4 separate regions of the Homo sapiens genome follow, and regions 2, 3 and 4 are each linked to region 1. A link is a loop called in an ENCODE intact Hi-C map of the cell type or tissue named here. Cell type or tissue: mammary epithelial cell. All regions are shown on one strand.

Evidence for each region. Hi-C counts contacts between places; a loop is a spot of excess contacts. Peaks named below come from ENCODE experiments on the same cell type or tissue, not always from the same donor. Only the 100,000 strongest peaks of a DNase experiment are listed, where the experiment ranks them.
Region 2: a loop joins it to region 1, with 12 times the contacts of the local background. A loop is called at or near these places in 20 of 110 quality-filtered maps.
Region 3: it touches region 1 in a loop (7-fold over the local background); 8 of 110 quality-filtered maps call a loop at or near these places.
Region 4: it touches region 1 in a loop (11-fold over the local background); 38 of 110 quality-filtered maps call a loop at or near these places.

What each region holds. Positions count from the first base shown.
Region 1 is chr12:49,511,496-49,516,495 of GRCh38, reverse strand. SPATS2 (spermatogenesis associated serine rich 2) reads right to left here. Exons shown (of 14, transcript NM_023071.4): 10 at 1,883-1,941. Among named protein-coding and RNA genes, the nearest start is that of KCNH3, 25 kb to the left of the region's middle. RefSeq lists a silencer at 2,491-2,669. In mammary epithelial cell, a CTCF peak has its summit at 2,212 (motif pointing right); DNase peaks (open chromatin) are centred at 1,035, 2,255 and 4,885; H3K27ac peaks cover 423 bases.
Region 2 is chr12:49,329,601-49,334,600 of GRCh38, reverse strand. It overlaps TROAP (trophinin associated protein), which reads right to left. Exons shown (of 15, transcript NM_005480.4): 12 at 4,610-4,744; 13 at 3,658-4,456; 14 at 3,194-3,387; 15 at 2,870-3,028. The coding sequence ends at 2,984. C1QL4 (complement C1q like 4) reads left to right here. Exons shown (of 2, transcript NM_001008223.2): 2 at 1,368-2,192. The coding sequence ends at 1,547. Among named protein-coding and RNA genes, the nearest start is that of C1QL4, 5.1 kb to the left of the region's middle. RefSeq lists an enhancer at 3,630-4,131. In mammary epithelial cell, a CTCF peak has its summit at 2,802 (motif pointing left); no DNase peak of the experiment used is centred here; H3K27me3 peaks cover 272 bases.
Region 3 is chr12:49,578,527-49,583,526 of GRCh38, reverse strand. It overlaps a transcript of FAM186B not described here. Among named protein-coding and RNA genes, the nearest start is that of MCRS1, 13 kb to the right of the region's middle. RefSeq lists enhancers at 1,072-1,121, 1,222-1,271. In mammary epithelial cell, a CTCF peak has its summit at 2,820 (motif pointing right); a DNase peak (open chromatin) is centred at 2,816.
Region 4 is chr12:49,286,548-49,291,547 of GRCh38, reverse strand. No RefSeq gene overlaps it. Among named protein-coding and RNA genes, the nearest start is that of PRPH, 6.1 kb to the left of the region's middle. In mammary epithelial cell, a CTCF peak has its summit at 3,040 (motif pointing left); a DNase peak (open chromatin) is centred at 2,407.

The DNA of each region.
Region 1 (5,000 bases):
GACCTCGTGATCAGCCCGCCTCGGCCTCCCAGAGTGCTGGGATTACAGGCGTGACCCACTGCACCCGGCCAAAATTTTCTATTAATATAAAAGATGTATTAATATTCTTAAAAGCACCTTCTTTTTTTTTAATTTCAAGACAGGGTCTTGCTCTATCGCCCAGGCTGGAGTACAGTGGTGCAATCACAGCTCACTGCAGCCTCGACCTCCTGGGCTCAAGTGATCCTTCCACCTCAGCCTCTCAACTAACTAGGACTACATGTAGCACATGACCCCATGCCTGATTTATATATATATATATATATATATATATATATATATATATATATTTTTTTTTTTTTTTTTTTTTTTTTTTTTGAGATGGAGTCTTGCTCTGTTGCCAGGCTGGAGTGCAGTGGCGCAATCTCGGCTCACTGCAACCTCTGCCCCCTGGGTTCAAGTGATTCTCCTGCCTCAGCCTCCCGAGTAGCTGGGACTACAGGCGTGTGCCACCATGCCCAGCTAATTTTTGTATTTTTAGTAGAGACGGGGTTTTATCATGTTGGCCAGGATGGCCTCGATCTCCTGACCTCGTGATCTGCCCGCCTCAGCCTCCCAAAGTGCTGGAATTACAGGCATGAGCCACTGCGCCCAGCCTTATTTCTTATTTTTTGTAGAGACGAGGTTTCACTATGTTGCCTAGGCTGGTCTCAAACTCCTGGGCTCAGGTGATCCGCCCAAAGTGCTGGGATTATATGCGTGAGCCACCACGCCTGGCCTAAAAGGACCTTCTTCTCAAAACTAAGAAATATGTCTTCTTAGTGGTTTTAGTTTATCTGCATTTCCATTTTCAAAAAGAGAATATACAGATAAAATAATGGACTGAAATGTCAAATTTAGAAACTCAAAATATATTGCTCAATGTAATGAAATCTCACCTCTGAAAAACAGTGGAAGGCATCTCTGCTACATTCTCAAATTTTCAAGTTAAAATGGACCAAAGCTGAAGTCATTTCAGTGCTTCAAAGCTGCATCCTCTGGCCCGTGACCACACACACAAGTGATTTAACTGTGAGTCATGATCTCGACCTAGCCCAGCATTTCTATTCTTACCAGTTTGGGGGTGGGTTAAAATAAACAACTTTCCTAATAATTAATCTGGCGTTCAATGCAGGAAGATAAAACCTGCCACCGAAATGCCTCAAATCAATGCCATTGTACAAGTTGCAGTTGGTATTCCCTTGTCTTCGTGTAGCTGTGTATGTTTAACCTAACACTTAACAGAAATGATCAAAAAATAGGTATCTGTTTTTTCTGTACAAAACCCCACAAATCACCAAAGTTAGACTTCATTCCTCCAGAATCTATTTTAGTAAGCTTTCAAGAAACCTGGTATCTTGAACCCTCAATTCTCTAACTTTTCCCCTACCCATTGATAACAGACACTGAGTGAAGACTGTTCTATAAACTGAGAAAACAAAGAAAGTTCTGAGATAGGTAATGATAGGAGTATACACATACAATCGTAGGCAACCTAATGAAGTCTTCTCTGATTATGCTAAAGGTTTTTTTCCAAGTAGAAAAAATCCCAGTGGAATTGCTTAAACACTAGAGGAAGAAACAAAATAAAATAAAAACCTGGTGGCAGATACCGTGATGCAGTCTCTTATACACTGAACTCTGCATTCAAAATATTAAGATTTGGAAATATTTTTAAAACAGGCTCTTTAAAGTTATTTCACCTGAAAGGATTCATATGCCAGTACAGTGCAACTGCTTAAGATTATTTAAATATATAAACTCTTATTATGGTATTTATATGGAACTTTTGTTATAAGGGTTGGGAAGTAGGTACCTACTATTTATGAAGGTAATAGCTTTAATTAAAGATCAATCATCTTACTTGCTTCAGCTTTCACTTTGTCCATTTCAGCAAGCAACGCCACTTCTCGATCCATTAAACTAGGAAAAGATGACAAAGGAATAAAAAGTTTGATCAGAAACTCAAATACAAAATTAGCACATTATTAATAGTAAAGAAAGACCAGTGAGTTTGTTTGCTAAAAGCATACTAAAAAATAATATTGTATGGATCACATACAAATTCTGATGTCTTACTCTCAACAAAGAATATTTTAAGATTTTCCCATAAATAAAATAAATAGACCCAATTCCCTTTTATATTGCAATATTGGTACATTGCAGCAGTACACCAATTGTAGACGTCTAAGAGTTGAGAACCAGCAGATGGCAGTAGCAAGCTACAAAACACATTTTTTAGTAAGCTGTGCTAAAGCAAAAGTCCGTGTGGAAATTACTTACTTAACCATGTATGTACTCACATACTTTTTTTTTTTTTTTTGAGACGGAGTCTCGCTGTCTCCTAGGCTGGAGTGCAGTGGCGCGATCTTGGCTCACTGCAAGCTCCGCCTTCCGGGTTCACGCCATTCTCCTGCCTCAGCCTCCCGAGTAGCTTGGACTACAGGCGCCCGCCACCACGCTCGTCTATTTTTTTTGTATTTTTAGTAGAGATGGGGTTTCACCGTGTCAGCCAGAATGGTCTCGATCTCCTGACCTCGTGATCCGCCCGCCTCGGCCTCCCAAAGTGCTGGGATTACAGGTGTGAGCCACCGCGCCCGGCCTGTACTCATACTTTTTATATTTATATTTTGGTCTATAAAATTTGATGGCCTTGCATCTAATTAATTTTTACCAAGCAATATCCCCACTAGGGCATAGTAAATTTATCCATGATTAGGACTTGTATGTCTTCAACAGCTGACCATGGTTGCACCAAGTCCACTTACATTTTAGTACTTAGAATGCAAAGTAGTCAAAAGATAGACATATAGTGTGCTAGTTTCTGAGAAACACATAATAGTAACTAGGAAGGATGGAATTACAGATTTCTGGTAGGCTTTTTACAGAAAAAGAACATTAAATAGGCAATTAGAATTTTTTCCACTGCAAATATAAATGGTTTATAGGCACATAAAGCTTTTCCATGTTGTTATAAAAGAGCCCACAGCCTTCAATGTATAAGGAGACAGTAGTACCCTAGTATTCAACCTCTGGATGAAAATAATTTTCCTTACCATATCGGTTTTGCTTTGTGGTGGCAAAAAGAAAAAAAAATCTAGAATGTTAATACTTGCACAAACATGCAATGTTCCAACTTTCTTCAAATTTGGAGTTCATTCTGATTTCTCCTTTTGAAGGGGAATATAACTACAGGGTAAATAAAAGTTCCACTCTTGTTTCTGGTTGTAATCACACTCAAACACACACACACACACACACACACACTCTTTCTCTCTCGCTCTAATTCAATTTAGCTCAATACATAGTTATGTTAGCACAAAGTAGTTAATGTGGAGACTATAGTGTGAGACATACAAAAATGTCTAAGGCAGGGTCATTTCCTCAAGGAGCAAATCTTTTATAGGGAAGTGCCAGAGAACATAGGTTTGATAATCGTTACGCATGATGTTAATAAACAGACTTGTAACTAAACAAATTTGGTTGACATATTAATCCAAAAGCATCAAACTGGAGAGAAGATACAATTATTGTGGGGTAGCAATACTTTGCTAAGAAAGCATTTCCCAAACCTTGGCAATATTTTGCTCCAAGAACTCTAGCAGCATTGGAATACCTAAAAGACAAAACAAAAGCACAACTGAGACAGGAGCTGCCAGGCCTACAGTTTGACATTACCTCTCTTATGTTGCCAAATCACCTTAAGATGCAGACGCTGTGTCCATCAGATGACAAATCCTTTTTCTCTGACAAAGCTTGTAAAATATTTATTAAAAGACTACAGCAAACAAGTAAGCCTTTTGCAGCTTACAATCTATTATGAGAAGTAGAATGTCAGATGACACTTTTAGCAAGGTCTGCATCAACACAATCAGGCTTTTTTGTGGAAATTTGTGCTAGTACATTCTGATAGCATTTTTTTTTCCCTGTGAGAATCACTAGTGTTCATTTAAATAAACTTTGTTTTTGATTAACTCGGTGATCACAAGAAATTCATAGGACTGTGCATGGACAACCATATAACCCCTCCATTAAAAAAAAACTAGCTTATAATATATCCAGCTACCATGTACCCACAAAAATTAAAATTAAAATACATATATTAGCTTATGTTTTCATGCCAAAAAACAATGAAAAGCAGTAAGAACTTCTGTTTCTTTTTGTTTGTTGTTTGTCATGTTGCCATCTATTGATAACATCTAGTGAAAAGTCCTATGATGTCAGCCCAGGGTTAAACAAGAGAATCTACTAGTTAACTGATGCTGATATATTTCTCAGAGAAAAGGTTGATCAGCACTTATAATTCTCCATTAAAATTTTTACATCTTTAAAATACAAAAATGAATGTCAAAATTTAATAGTAAATTTCTTATTAAAAGCACATCAAAAAAGTAAATTATATAATGGCATTATAGTTGTATAGAAGAATGACCTATTTTTAGGTTATTTATGCTAAAGCATTTAGGGGTGACATGTCATCTACATCTGCAAATTCCAAATGGTTCCACCAAAATATTATACACACACACAGCAAATACACTGTCATTATACCATCCTTTCAACTTTTCTATATATCTGAAAGTTTTAATAATAAAAAGTTAGTGAAATGTTGGCATCACAAAATAAATGGAGAAGGTGGGACAAGTTCAAAGTGGAAAGTAGGTTAGGTGTAAGGATAACAACATAGGCATTTTTTACAATTAAAAACAATAATCTATTGTAACACAACTTTTAACACAGAAACTTAAGCTAAAGTTTTCCATCTGTTTCTGAGCTAAACAATGGTTCCAGTATGTATGTGTGGCCAAGAGGTTCAAAAGTACCTGTGGTGTGAGGTAATGGTTTTTAGATGCCAGAAAGGCAAGCAATGAGTCCTCCCAGAGAGTGATGAAAGGCTCATTCAGACTCTCTATTACCTTGCTCACTCCAATACCTCAGGGTACTAAGCTTCTCTCAAGGCTTTCTTGAATGGAAATATGCCA
Region 2 (5,000 bases), 180 kb after region 1:
TCTTCAGTGCGGGCGCTGCGGCCCTGGGGACGGTAAATAGTGATTAGAATAATGATGAATAATTAATGAGTTAATAACCAGCCCCTGTGGGACTCTCTAGAAGAGGGGGGCTGAAGGCCCGAAGCGACCGCCATGAGCCCGGAGGGGAGGAAGTGCTCCCTGTTCTGGCAGAAGACGACCCCCCACGCCTGGGCACCAGTGGGTGCTTGGTCGGGAAATCCGCGCCCACAGGCGAGAGCGCAACAGTGCACCTTATCATGGCCCGCACCCTATGCACACGCACAGGCACACCTATGCCCCACCACTGGGGAAGCCAACCCTCCATGAGGACTGACAGGAGGTCCCAGCCGGTTCAGAATTTTAGAAATTATCCTATAGGCAAAATTTTATTTTATTTTATTTATTTTTTGAGACAGTTTCGCTCTTGTTGCCGAGGCTGGAGTGCAATGGCGCTATCTCGGCTCACGGCAACCTCTGCCTCCTGGGTTCAAGCGATTCTCCGACCTCGGCCTCCCGGGTAGCTGGGATTACAGGCATGTACCACCACGCCCAGCTAATTTTGTATTTTTAGTAGAGACGGGGTTTCTCCATGTTAGTCAGGCCGGTCTCGAACTCCCGATCTCAGATGATCTGCCGGCCTCGGCCTCCCAAAGTGCTGGGATTACAGGTATGAGCCACCGCGCCTGGCCGACAAATTTTATTTTTAAAATGAGAATAGTAATTTGAAAATGCATTAAAAATAATTTAAGAATGGAAACCACTGAGCCAGGCGCGGTGGCTCACGCCTGTAATCTCAGCACTTTGAGAGGCTGAGGTGGGTGGATCACCTGAGATCAGGAGTTCGAGACCAGCCTGGCCAACACAGTGAAACCCCGTCCCTACTAAAAATAGAAAAAATTAGCTGGGCGTGGTAGTAGGCGTCTGTAATCCCAGCTACTAGGGAGGCTGAGGCAGGAGAATCGCTTGAACCCGGGAGGTTGCAGTAAGCCGAGATCGTGCCATTGCACTCTAGCCTGGGCAAAAAGAATGAAACTCCATCTCAAAAAAAAAAAAAAAAGCAAACCACTCTTCTGAACACACTTCACATGTAGTAATTCACTTAATCTTAACACCCTATGAGGTGGGTTCTATTATTGTCCCTCACTTTATAAATCAACTCGAGGTCCAGAAAAGGCGTGGTATTTGCTCCGCGTCACACAGCTAGTGAATGGCAGAGCTGGAGCAACTCCGTGATGTCCTACCCTCCTCCCTGGTCCTCCCCAGCCCCTGCGGCGGCTGCCCGGCCGCCTTCGCACGCCCAGCCGCCCCGACCCCTCTCGTCACCCCAGCTCCACACAGAGCATGAGCAGGTTCTTCTCCCTCGATAGGTCCGGGCCAGCGCCATTGCTCAGGACGCGGACCAGAACTACGACTACGCCAGCAACAGCGTCATTCTGCACCTGGACGTGGGCGACGAGGTCTTCATCAAGCTGGACGGCGGGAAAGTGCACGGCGGCAACACCAACAAGTACAGCACCTTCTCCGGCTTCATCATCTACCCCGACTGAGCCGGCCCCGCCCCGTGCCCCCGCTCGCCCCTTCTCTCCCGTCCTCACCCACCTCCTGCCCGCCCCACCCGAGGCGCCACCCCACCCTTTGAGAGCCTGGCGGTGGGGTGGACCCTTCCGTTCCCGGAGGCGGCCTAAATGGGCGAACTCTTGGTGCTCAAGGGTATAAGTGGCCGGGAAGAGGAGGAGACCCGGCCAGAGGAGCAGAGCGACTTCCGGAGGGATCACCCGCACCCAAGTGCGCGCTGGACCCCATAGGGGCAGAGGTCGTGGCTTTCTCTTTTGTACAGAGATGGGGAGCAGTTTTAATAGCGGGACTCAGAGGCCCAGAAAGCCGGAGGGAAGCCCCCGCAGCTTGCGAGGGAAATAACAGAAACAGGAGGAGCCCATTTAGGCAAGAGAAGACATTAAAACAGGGTAGTGCAGGTTCTCCGTCACAACTTTCTCTCGCCACCCTCTCGTCCCCTCGTCTCCACTTTCAGGCTCAGGCTCCAGCCTTGGCAGCCTTCCTGTGAACTGGAGGAACCAGTGAATTCTTTCCTGGCATTTAAAACGCATTCTGTACAGTCCCCATTCCCCCCTATCCGGACTAGGCCCTGGGGCTACAGCTGCTGCTGCCTCTTCTAATAAAGTGAGGTTGGGGGATTGTGTGTGGCTGCTTAACTTGGTGCATAGACTGGGGGGAAAGTGGCGGACCCTTTCCCTCATTCCTCTAAAGAGCTCCTACCGTGCTGTCAGTCCCTGCCAGAGGCAAAGTTTTAGTTAATTCCAGGCAAGGCCTGCCTCTGGCAGAAAAGGGGTGTGTGTGTGCTTCTACTCTGCTATGGGGAGGAAGAAGGATGGTCTGTTTCAGGAGAGCTTTGGGGCCTCACGCTGTAGGTGGAGGGAGACACCAGCCTAATAAGGGAAGAGTCCAAAGGTCTGGGTCTGGTGCTTCTGCTTTTCTGCCCAATGCACGCAGAGAGTTCTAGAAGAGGAGCTCTAGGGGGTGAAGGAGTCGTCTAGGGCTCCTGCAAGCTAAGTGAGACTGATCTCAAAAAGCAAGGGGAACAGGGGTTCCAATTGCCCGCCAACATATTTACAGAGCTTGCGAGGGAGTGGGCTTGGCAGGAGTGGGAGGCTCAGAGCTTGCAAGGGGGTGGGCTAGGCAGGAGTGGGTTTCCTCCTTCCCTTTCAGGATTCAGGACGGCTTCTGGATGGGAGCCTGGGGGATCCCAAGAGCCCAGGGCTGGCCTCTGAGCTGGAGGACACTGCCATCCTGTGGGCAGTGGGAGAGTGACAGCAGTAGCTGGCCTGTTTGGACACTTAGCTAGACACGTGGATACTTTAGAAACTTTATTGAGGACAAAAGTGGGCGGCTCCCAGTCCCATGGGCAGACCGACAATAAATAAGGGCTAAAAGGAAGAAGTACGGCAGGGCAGGAGTGGTTGTCTCATCATGGAGAGCCCTGGGGGGCAGCAGAACCAACTGGAATGAAACACTGGAGACAGAGAAGACCTTGTCACAGCTCAGCCAACCTTGCACTGTAGCCAAGCCTTCCTGCTGACCTCTCTGTGAAGAAGCCCAGGTGGCCCCCTGTCCCTGTTCCCCACCTCCCATCAGGCTCACTGTGCAGCCACAGCTGGGCTGTGGGTTGGAGTCTCACCAGGGCATCCTGCCATTCGAGTAATGTAGCCACAGGGTTGGTGCAGACCCGGGTGGGGCCTGAGGGAGGGGCTCGGCTGGTGTAAAAGGCACACTCATCGTCCAGACGAGCCTCGTGGAAGCAGTGGATGGCGGTTAAACACGATTTGAGGCGCTCCCTCAGGGCTAGGGTTCGAGGGGCCAGATTGCTGAGGCCTGAGGGGCATGGAAAATTTAGAGGGAGGTCTGGGGTCCTATACTTCCACCATGTACTGTCCTCTCCTCCTCCCCCACCAACGGCCAAGCCAATTAGGAGCACAGGGCTGGAAGTGCAGCCCCTCCCCTCTTCCTGAGGGAGAGCCAGGCTGGGCCAGGGTGGAAGGTGTGGAAGCATGAGATTGCCTGGGGTAGGGGCAGGGCAGGTGTGCAGCTCACAGTGAGGTGAGGACCTCTTGTGTTCACACTCCTTCCCAGCCAACTCCTTACCTGCCTGGCCTGCTGGGGGTCTCAAAGACTGGAGTGAGCAGATAGGGGGGCTGGCACAAAGCGGGTGTTGGGAAGAGAAGATCAGGCTGGTGGTTGCTGGAGCCCACTGACTGCAGCAGGGTGGTAGACTGGACTCTAGACTTCTATGTTCCAGGGTGCAGGGCTCTGATGCCCCCAGCTCTACCCTAGGGCAGGGCCCTGGGGGTCCAGACTGCCCCTGGGTGCTGGGCTGAAGGGGCCCGGGTTCTGCTGGAGGGCAGGGCTCAGGTACCTCAAGCTGTTCCTGGCGAGAGGACTCCGGTATCTCAGGCTCAATCCTACAGTAGGACTCTAGGGGCCTGGGTTCTGCTGGAGGGCAGGGCTCAGGTACCTCAAGCTGTTCCTGGCGAGAGGACTCCGGTATCTCAGGCTCACTCCTACAGCAGGACTCTAGGGGCCTGGGTTCTGCTGGAGGGTAGGGCTCTGGTACTTCAAGCTGTTCCTGGAGGGAGGGCTCTGGTATCTCAGGCTCACTCCTACAGAAGGCCTCTGGGGGCCCAGGCTCTGCCGGAGGGCAGGGCTGTGGTTCCCCGCACTCCTCTGGAAGACAGGGCTTTGGCAGCCCTGAGTGTTTTAACAGTCCAGGAAGGTGGGAAGTCCCAGAGTTATGCTCTGTGGCATTCAGAGTTCTAGAAATCTCAGTCAGCAGGGGCTGAAGTTCAACCATATCCAGAGAAGAGCCTCCATTAAGAGGGACACACTGGCCCCCTACCAGCCCCTCTACTTCCTGTCTCAACAGCTGTTGCAGGATACCGATGCGCTGTGGTGGGAGAGAGCACCCCAGTGTGACATCAAGATGTGCGTTCAGTAGTCTACCCACACTGTCCTATTCCTGATCCCCCATCTCTTTTCCCTCTTCCTCAGCCCAGTCACTGTTCAATAGACATCAAAGCTGTTGGCCACACAGACTCACTTGAATCTTCACCTCCTGGAGGCTGGGGGTTCTGTTAGAGTGGGGTCCAGAAGGAGTGGCCACCGGTGGTTTCCCAGAACCCTCCAGTGACCTTATACAACTCTCCTGGTCAAACAACCGGACGGCAACCTGCTCCTGTCACCAAGGAACAAGGCACACAAGCAAGCCAGGCTGGGGCAGGAGAAAGACCAGCCTGAGTCCCACCCTCATGAGGAATGGATTGAAGCCCCTAACTGAGAGGCCCTAGATGTACATTAGGAGGGGCAGCAGAGAAGCAGTGAGAGTTAGGCAGCTTTTCCAGAGAGCACTTTCTAATTTTTAAAATTTTAGTGGAGACAGGGTCTCACTATGTTGCCCAGGCTGGTCTCAAAGATCTGAGCTCAAGCAATCC
Region 3 (5,000 bases), 67 kb before region 1:
CAGGACACATGCACAGCACAGCTGTGCTGGCCCTGGGCTGTTTCCAGCCTCTCGGGTCCCAGGCTCTTTCTTTTCTGGAGGCCTCACCCCAATGATACTTAACATCTTAAAATGCCCTCACACTAAATGTATCGCTCTAAATAATTAGAAAGCATTTTTATAACCTTGCTTCAGAAATTAACTGGCTATGAGTAAGTTATTTAATGTGTACTTAGCTGTGAGTGACATCTCAGCAATCAGAATGCACAGAGAAGAAATTGAACAAGTTTTATAAATGTAATGAGACTATTTTGAATATTAAATTTGACAGTGAATGAAACTGACAATATTATGTTTTATAAAGATTTCATACTATTCATACATTCTTTGTTTTTATATTTTGGCACCCATATTTTCAAAGGTTTCATGTTTTCACAGGCTCTTGGCACTGTGCTTAAGGGGCCTGGTGGCTGAACTTGCTCTGGTGATGGAGGACTTTGACCTTCTGCACGTCCTCTAGCGAGCTCTCTGGCAAGCATGCAGAGTGTCTGACATTCTTCTCCTGCTTTGGTAACAATTTCATCTTCTTAAAGGCAAAGAAAGCCTGCACGGGCCAAGCTGTGAAGCCAAGAGGGTTGGAAGACAAATATATATGTGTGTGTATCTTTGTGTATATATGTGTGTGTATGTATACGTTTGTGTATATATGTATGTATTTATGTAGCTGTGGATGTATTTATGTATGTATGTGCACATGTGTGTATATGTGTATGTGTGTGTATAAATGTGTATGTGTGTATACATGTATGTGTATGCATGTGTATATATGTGTAAGTGTGTGTGTGTGTGTGTGTGTCGGGTGTTTTTCTAGTGATGAGGTTCACTGATACTATACAGGAGCCTAATTTTTTTTAAGAGCAAAGTTGACATTTCTGGTCAATGTATTGCTTCTACCCCCAAAAAATTCAGGGAAGACAAGGCATGGGAAGGAGTATTTTTTTGAGCATTGCTTCAAGCCATATTCGGGGACTGGCCATAGCTCTGCTTGCATGGCCCACAGCCTCAGATGAGGAACCAAAACAAATGTGGAAGATGACATGGGAGAAGGGTCTACTCTGGCCTTGACTAACTGCAGAGGCATACAGTGGAAAGGAGAAAACCCCTTCAAAAACAACCCAGGCATAGAGCCAGGGAGGGGAAAGCCATGCATGGTCTGAAAAGTCAGAAAACAGATGAGCATGATTCTATGATCAGAGGAGTCACCTTCTCAAGAAGAGAAGATGTGTATGGCTGGGATGCTGTTAACTATCAAGTGAGGGCTTTGAAGGCAGGAATTTGAAGGTAGCTACATCTAACATGTTACAGGATCTGCCTCTAACAGGTGGGCAACATGCAGGAACAGACGTGGAATTTGAGTAGAGAGAGGGAATTGTACAAAAGAAATGGAAACTTGAAGATGCCAGAAATGAAAATCTTGCTGGGTGCAGTGGCTCACGCCTGTAATCCTAGCACTTTGGGAGGCCAAGGTGGGCGGATCATGAGGTCAAGAGATCGAGACAATCCTGGCCAACACGGTGAAACCCCGTCTCTACTAAAAACACAAAAATTAGCTGGCCATGGTGGCACGTGCCTGTAGTCCCAGCTACTTGGGGGGCTGAGGCAGGAAAATTGCTTGAACCCAGGAGGTGGAGGTTGCAGTAAGTTGAGATTGTGCCACTGCACTCCAGCCTGGTGACAGAGTGAGACTCTGTCTCAAAAAAAAAAAAGAAAAGAAAAGAAAAGAAAATCTTAACATCAGAGATATAGAAATCCTTTGGCAGGTTTATCAGCCAACTAGACAAAAGCAAGGCAAAAAAATATGTGAATTGAGGCAAGATCAATAGAAATTAGCCAACTATAACACAGAGAGAGTAAAAACAAAGCAACAAATCAGCAACCCCCAAACCAAACACCCAAGATGTGTGGGACAATACCAATGGTTTCACACACATGTGATCAAAGTCCCAGAAAAAGGGAGAAGAAATATTTAACAAGCTACTTGAAGAGATAATCACTGAGAATTTCCAAAATTAAAGACAAGAAGCCACAGATCCAAGGAGCTCAGAGAACTGAAGCAAGATAAATACAAAGGAAAACATACCTCAGCATATCATAGTCAAACCTGAAACCAAAGATGAGAGAACTTGAAAGCAGCCAGAAAGAAAAAGTTACCCAGTAAAGTAAAAAATAAAGCAGTCTTCTCAGGCAGTCTTGTAAGTTATGGGTCCACTAGATAACCCAGGAGCCTTCTAGAATATTCCTCCATTTGGGGGCAATTAGCTTAAGCAGGTAACATCCCAGCCAATTAGCCAATTAGGAGGCTGAGTGGCCTCCCATGCTCCAGTTCTACATATCCTGGCCCTGGCTCTTGTGTCACACCCTGCCCCTGCTCTCTGCACACCCTGGGAGGCCCTGCGCTGGCTGGTGGCTTCATCACCCCTCAAACACTATTTATTGCCTCTGAGCTGGGAGGAAGCTGAGCAGGTGGAGGCTGGATACACTAGTCACTGACCTCAGTGACCCTTGAGGCAGGCCCTGGGGTCTGACTGCTGCCTCACATTCTTTCCCAGGAGCTGAGCAGCCTGGAACAACCAAAGCCTGAGTCCAGCTAGTGCACCAGTCAGGGCGCTGCCACAGAGTTCACTGCCACAGGCAGCAGTGCTGTGAGCGGGCAGCTGCCAATGATTCAGGCCACCACTGGTCAAGAAGATTCGGTTTCCTCTCTCATCACCCCCAGGCTGTCTGTTAGGCGCCCCGTATCCTCACTCTCTGGAAGAGAGGAGAAGCCTTTCCTGCAGAAGCCACAAGGAGGCAGCAAAGTGCTTGTCTAAGGGCCTCAGCTGGCCTGGAGAGGGGCCGGGAATTCAAGAATTAGAAGGGAGGGAACTGCGGGAAGACTGACAGGAGGGGAGCTGGTGAGTTCCTGGGAAGGTGCAGGTGGAGCGTGGACAGCAAGTGCAGCAGAGGGAGAAGGCATTCCTGACCCATGCTGGGACACGGGGATCCTGCAGAGGACTCATGGTTGTGGAGTCTGCTCTCCCTTGGACTGGGGACCCTTCCTCCTCGCTTGATCGCCTACCCCCAGCAGGTCCTCTGCTCTGTATGGCACAGATCTATCCCTGCAAATGACCCTTTGGGCAGCAGTTTTTAGGAGCTCTGCCAGGAGGCCCTTCCCATGGACTTCCTCAAGCATGCAGCATGGCCCCATTGATTCATTTACTCATTCATTCATTCAACAAGTACCTATTAGGCACCTAACATGAGGCAGTGTTCTAGGTGTTAGGGATACTGTAGTGAGTAAAACAGATTTTTAAAAAGTGCTTTCATGGCCAGGTGCAGTGGCTCACGCCTGTAATCCCAGCACTTTCGGAGGCCGAAGCGGGCACATCATAAGGTCAGGAAATCGAGACCATCCTGGCTAACATGGTGAAACCCCATCTCCACTAAAAATAAAAAAAATTAGCCGGGCGTGGTGGCGGGCGCCTGTAGTCCCAGCTACTCGGGAGGCTGAGGCAGGAGAATGGCATGAACCCGGGAGGCGGAGGTTGTGTGAGCCATGATCGTGCCACTGCACTCCAGCCTGGGCGACTGAGCGAGACTCCATCTCAAAAAACAAACAAACAAACAAAAAACTGCTTTCACAAAGCTTACATTCTATGGGGGGAAAAGACAAGAAACAAAAATAAGTAGTAAAATGCACAGTTATGTCAGAACGTAAAAGGTTCCATGGAGAAACACAAATTTCAAGAGGGATAAGGCAGCAGAGTGCAGGGGAGTGGGTGTTACCATTTAAAGCAGAGAGGGCATGGCAGGACGTTTCAGTGAAGACTTGAAGCAGGTGAGGAGGTGAGCTGCGGGAAGGGCGTGCCAGGCAGGGAGAGCAGGCTGAGGTGAGAGCCTGCCTGGCACACTCAGGGGGCAGCAAGGTGCCCGGGGTACCTGGTGTGGGTGAGTGGGAGGGTGGGAGGAGCCACGTTGCAGAGGCCACTGGGAGGCCGGTCACACAAGGCCTTGTAGGCCACCGTAAGGACCTCTGTTCACCCGGAATGCAATGGGAGCCATTGCAGAATTCTAAGCAGAGAAGTGACATCATGTGCCCTTCAATTCAAGAGCATCGTCTGGCTGCAACCATGAGCATAGACTGGGAGCAGGGCGCAGGGAGACCAGCTGGAAGCTGTTTCAATTCCCACCCCATTCAGAAAGCCTAGTCATGAAGGCCGGACGTGGTGGCTCACGCCTGTAATCCCAGCACTTTGGGAGGCCGCGGTGGGTGGATCACCTGAGATTGAGTTTGAGACCAGCCTGGCCAACATGGTGAAACCCTGTCTCTACTAAAAAATACAAAACTTAGTCAGGCATGGTGGCAGGCACCTGTAATCCCAGCTTCTCAGGAGGCTGAGGCAGGAGAATCGCTTGAATTTGGGAAGTGGAGATTCAAGTGAGCCGAGATCATTGCACTCCAGCCGGAGAGACAAGAGTGAGACTCTGTCTCAAAAAAAAAAAAAAAATGCTTAGTCAATGAGCTCAGATGGCCCTTCCACCACGAAGCTTCCACTAATCCTCCCTAAGCCTCCCCTTCTCCTGGGGACGGGCTCTCCTGCCTTTGTGCGTGGATCTCTTCCAGCATTGGTCCATCTTGCCTTTGTTCTGGGATTATCGGTGAGCCTGTCCTCAACCCCACTAGACCTGAAACTCTTTAAGACGGATGCCCAGTTGCTCTCACAGCTGTAGCTTCCCCTCTACCCGGACCTTCAGAGGGCCATGCACACAGTAGAAACCAAGTCAAGCTTTCCCTAAGGAGTAAGTGCTCCCATCCCTCCTTGGCTGCCTCTGAGGCTTCTTCCGGGCTGTGTTTCTGCCTGGAGCACCACAATCGTTGTATTAAATGCTTGGCCACCATGACAGCCCTAGTGCCTTCTGTGAGCTGCATGTCACCGTCCCTCAGCACAGCCAGGTTTACAGGACACAGCTTGTCACCGGCC
Region 4 (5,000 bases), 220 kb after region 1:
TTTCATTATGTAGGTCAAGCTGGTCTCGAACTCCTGATCTCAAATGGTCCGCCTGCCTCGGCCTCCCAAAGAGCTGGGATTACAGGCGTGAGCCACCACGCCTGGCCAAGAGTGCTATTAAATGTCAGGCCACGGGCTCAAAGCTGGATTAGGAGGGCATGTAGGCAAGAGAGAGTGGGAGATTGGGAGAGTAAAGAGATCCATGGCTGGCCAAAGAACAGTCATAGAACAAAGACATGCCAGTGGAGCACAGTGGTTTACGCCTGTAATCCCAGCACTTTGGGAGGCTGAGGCGGGCGGATCACAAGGTCAGGAGATCAAGACCATCCTGGCTAACATGGTGAAACCCTGTCTCTACTAAAAATACAAAAAATTAGCCGGGCGTGGTGGCGGGCACCTGTAGTCCCAGCTACTGGAGAGGCTGAGGCAGGAGAATGGTGTGAACCCAGGAGGTGGAGCTTGCAGTGAGCGGAGATCGCGCCACTGCACTCCAGCCTGGGTGACAGAGCGAGACTCCATCTCAAAAAACAAACAAACAAATTAGCCGGGCGTGGTAGCATACGCCGGTAATCCCAGCTACTTGGGAGGCTGAGGAAGGAGAATCTATTGAACCCGGGAGGCAGAGGTTGCAGTGAGCCAAGATCGCGCCACTTCACTCCAGCCTGGGCGACAGAGTGAGACTCTGTCTCAAAAAAAAAAAAAAAAAAAAAAAAAAAAGACATGCTAAGCTCCTCCCAGCCTTACCCTCTGCTTCAGCACATCCCTAATACTTGCATCTGTCAGCTGGGGTCTCTGCCTCTCCGGGTCTAGGATTGACACAAACCTCCACTCCAGGCCAGGCGAAGTGGCTCGCACCTGTAATCCCAGCACTTTGGGAGGCCAAAGCAGGCAGATCGCTTGATCCTAGAAGTTCAAGACCAGTCCTGGGCAACATGGAGAAACCCCATCTCTACAAAACACACAAAAATTAGCCAGGCATGGTGGCATACACCTGTAGTCCCAGCTACTTGGAAGGCTGAGGTGGGAGGCTCACCTGAGCCCAGGAGGTCAAGGCTGCTGTGAACTGTGACTACACCACTGTACTCCAGCCCCAGTGACTGAGATCCTATCTCAAAATAAATAAATAAATAACCAGCCAGGCGCTGTGGCTCACGCCTGTAATCCCAGCACGTTGGGAGGCCGAGGCGGGCAGATCATGAGGTCAGATCGAGACCATCCTGGCTAACACGGTGAAACCCCGTCTCTACTAAAAATACAAAAAAGTAAACCGGCATGGTGGCGAGCGCCTGTAGTCCCAGCTACTCAGGAGGCTGAGGCAGGAGAATGGCGTGAACCCGGGAGGCGGAGCTTGCAGTGAGCCGAGATTGCGCCACTGCACTCCAGCCTGGACGACAGAGCAAGACTCCGTCTCAAAAATAAAAATTAAAAAATTTAACAAAACAAAATAAAAATTAAAAAACTAAACCTCCACTCCACATCCTAGGTGAAGTCCAGGGTCCTCTCCAGGATTCCTTTGTCTTCCCAGCTTTATTTTATTTTTATGTATTTATTTATTTTATTATTATTATTATTAATTATTATTATTATTGTTACTACTATTATTTTTTGAGACGGAGTCTCGCTTTGTCACCGGGCTGCAGTACAGTGGTGCGATCTTGCCTCACTGCAAACTTCGCCTCCGGGGTTCAAGCGATTCTCCTGCCTCAGCCTCCCAAGTAGCTGGGACTACATCCTGGGCACGCCACCACACCCAGCTAATTTTTGTATTTTTAGTAGAGATGGGTTTCACCATGTTGGCCAGGATGGTCTCCATCTCTTGGCCTCGTGATCTGTCCGCCTTGGCCTCCCAAAGTGCTGGGATTACAGGCATGAACCACAGCCCCCGGCCTATTTTATTTTTATTTTTTGAGAAGGATCTCACTCTGTCACCCAGGTTGGAATGCAGTGGTGCAGTCTCAGCTCACTACAACTTCCGCCTCCCAGGCTCAAACGATCCTCCTGCCTCAGTCCTTGAGTAGCTGGGGTTGCAGGAGCGCACCACCACGCCTGGCTAATTTTTTTCTACTTTTGGTAGAGAGGGGGTTTCACCATGTTGCCCAGGCTGATCTCAGACTACTGAGCTCAGGCAATCCACCCACCTCGGCCTCCCAAAGTGCTGGGATTACAATCGTGAGCCACCATGCCTGGCCCCCCAGCTTTATTTTTGAGTCCCTAGCTCCAAGTCCTCGCTGCTCCTGAATTGCCTGACTTTATAGTTGCTCTTGCGATGTCCCAGATGTGGAACTCAGCACTGTTCCTTGGTCCCTGTGGTCCTATTTCCCCATCACTTAGGTAAGACCTGAGGCTCAGAGGGACCAAGTTGCATGTCTGAGCTTGTACAGTGAGCTAGTGGTGGTTTCCTCTGGAAGGGCGCGTCCTGGTTGATCAGGCCCTGAGTGGCCCTGCTGGTGTTCTTCACTCTATGCCTGCAGGACCCAAGGTGAGCCTCAGCCGGAAGGGATCCAGCACCACACTTTTGAAGGTAGACTCTCCCAGCCCAGTTTGGCTGCAGGGTCCCCACTGACAGAGTGGCTTTACCAGAGTGGAACTCTTTCCCATTATCTCCACCTGGGGCTCCACTGCTTCCAGTTAGGGAGCACTGTGGGCATCCCTGCCAGCTCATCCCTTCTCTCACTGTATCACATAGTGATACAGTGCTAGGTCTAACACATTTATTTAATCACTCCTAATCCTCACAGTAACCCTATGACATAGGTACTATTACTATTCCCACTTCATAGTTGAAGAAACTGAGGCACAGCGAGGTTAAGTAACTTTCCTAAGGTCACACAGCTAGTAACTGGTAATCTGTTTATATGTCTGCCTCTGACTTTCCGCTCCCTGACAATATGATCTTTGAGGGCAACGATAAGATCGTACTGATCTTTTTGTCCGTGGTGTCTGCGGCGGGACCTAGGTCAATTGAATGCGTGTGAGGCACCCAAAAAATCTCTTTGTTGGTGGCCCCTAAAATAAAGCGAGGTATGTTGCTGCCACCTTCTGGTCAGAAGTCAGAATGACGTGCTGACGTGTTCAGTCTGCATCTATGTTGAGTTCAAGACTCAAGGATCCTGGAACACTGGAATTTGGGGAATACTTCAAAACTTATTGTGATTTCTTTTTTTGTTTGTTTGTTTGTTTACAGATGACATTTATCCAAGGGAGTGTAAAATAGAGTCAGAGAAGCACTGGTATGAGGAGTTTGGAGCCCTCATTCCATTCATTCCCTGAGTTCTAGGAGCCTCCTCTGTTCCTCCAGAAGCCAAAAGACAGGGCAGGAAGACAAAATCTTTCCGCAACTCCTCACCATTCTCTGTTGTGCCCACAATCTCCGGTTCCACCCTCACTGTAAAATCACGTCTCCATCCGCCTGCTTGATCTTTCAGCCAGCCGCTCCTCAGCTGGAGAATGGGAAATAATGGGCTGTGCCAGCAAGCCACACTCCAAGGGCAGAGTGCTCAGTGAACCTGTTCAAAGTGTGGCCTGGGCAGCTGCCTGAGGGTCACCCGGGCCATGAAAAGGCAGGCCCCTGGGTCCTACCCACATCTTCTGAATCTTTAGAAGGGCATTGACAAATGCTCTACTGATTTTTAAGTATTCCTGGATTAAGATATTTTTTCTTTAAATTGTCCATCTTTTACTCTATTTTATCTTGAAAAAAATCAAACCCAGGACAAAGTTGAAAGAATGCTGCTATGAACACCAATATATCCTTCCCTTGGATTTACCAGTTGTCAATGTTTTGCCACAATTCCTCTGGAAGTGTTAGACATCATTATATTTAATCTCTGAATACATTAGCATGTAACTCCAAAGAACAAGGACATTTTCCTACATAACCACAGTAGGATTAGCCCACTGAAGACATTTAACATCGATTTGCCTTTATTTGTGTAAAAAAATTTTGTAACTAACAAAAAAGAAATTTAACACTGATATAACAGTATTATCTAATACACAGCCCATATTCAAATTCCCTCAATTGCCCCAATAACATTCTTTATAGCTATTTCCATGCAATCTAGGACTTGAAAATCATGAATTGTATTCAGTCATCACCCGAGCAGAAGGGTAAGGCTGGGGATGAGCTTGGCATGTTTGAAGAATTGCAGAAAGTTCAGTGAGGCTGGCGCGAGGCAGATGAGGGAAGAGAGCGGGAAAGGTGAGGTTAGAGGCATGGCAAGGAGTCAAAGATCACGAGGCTTTTAAAATCAGAGTAAAGAGTTTATTTTAAATGCAATGAAAAGCCATTAGAGGGTTTGAAGCAGGGAATGACTTAATCTGATTTATAATTTTTGTTTTGTTTTGTTTTGTTTTTGAAATGGAGTCTCGCTCTGTCGCCAGGCTGGAGTGCAGTCGTGCGATCTTGGCTCACTGCAACCTCTGCCTCCCAGGTTCAGGTGATTCTCCTGCCTCAGCCTCCCGAGTAGCTGGGACTACAGGAGCGTGCCACCACACACAGCTAATTTTTTTGTATTTTTAGTAGAGGTGGGGTTTCACCATGTTGGCCAGAATGGGCTCGATCTCCTGACCTAGTGATCTGCCCGCCTCGGCCTCCCAAAGTGCTGGAATTACAGGCATGAGCCACCTTGCTCCGCCCTGATTTAGGATTTTAAAAGGTCAATCTGAAGACAATTTCAGAGTTGGGACATTCTATAAGACAACTAGTCCTAGACTCTTTAAAAAGTTAAGGTCAAGGCCAGGCACGGTGTCTCACACCTGTAATCCCAGCACTTTAGGAGGCCTAGGTGGGCGGATCACCTGAGGTCGGGAGTTGGAGACCAGCCTGATCAACATGGCGAAACCCTGTCTCTACTAAAAATACAAGAAAAAAAAAGTTAATGCCAAAATAATAATAATAATAATAATAATAATAAGTTTATATCATTTTTTGTTGGTGTTTTTTGGAGCTTTCATAACAAATTACCACAAACTTGGTGGCTTAGAACAACAAAAATGTA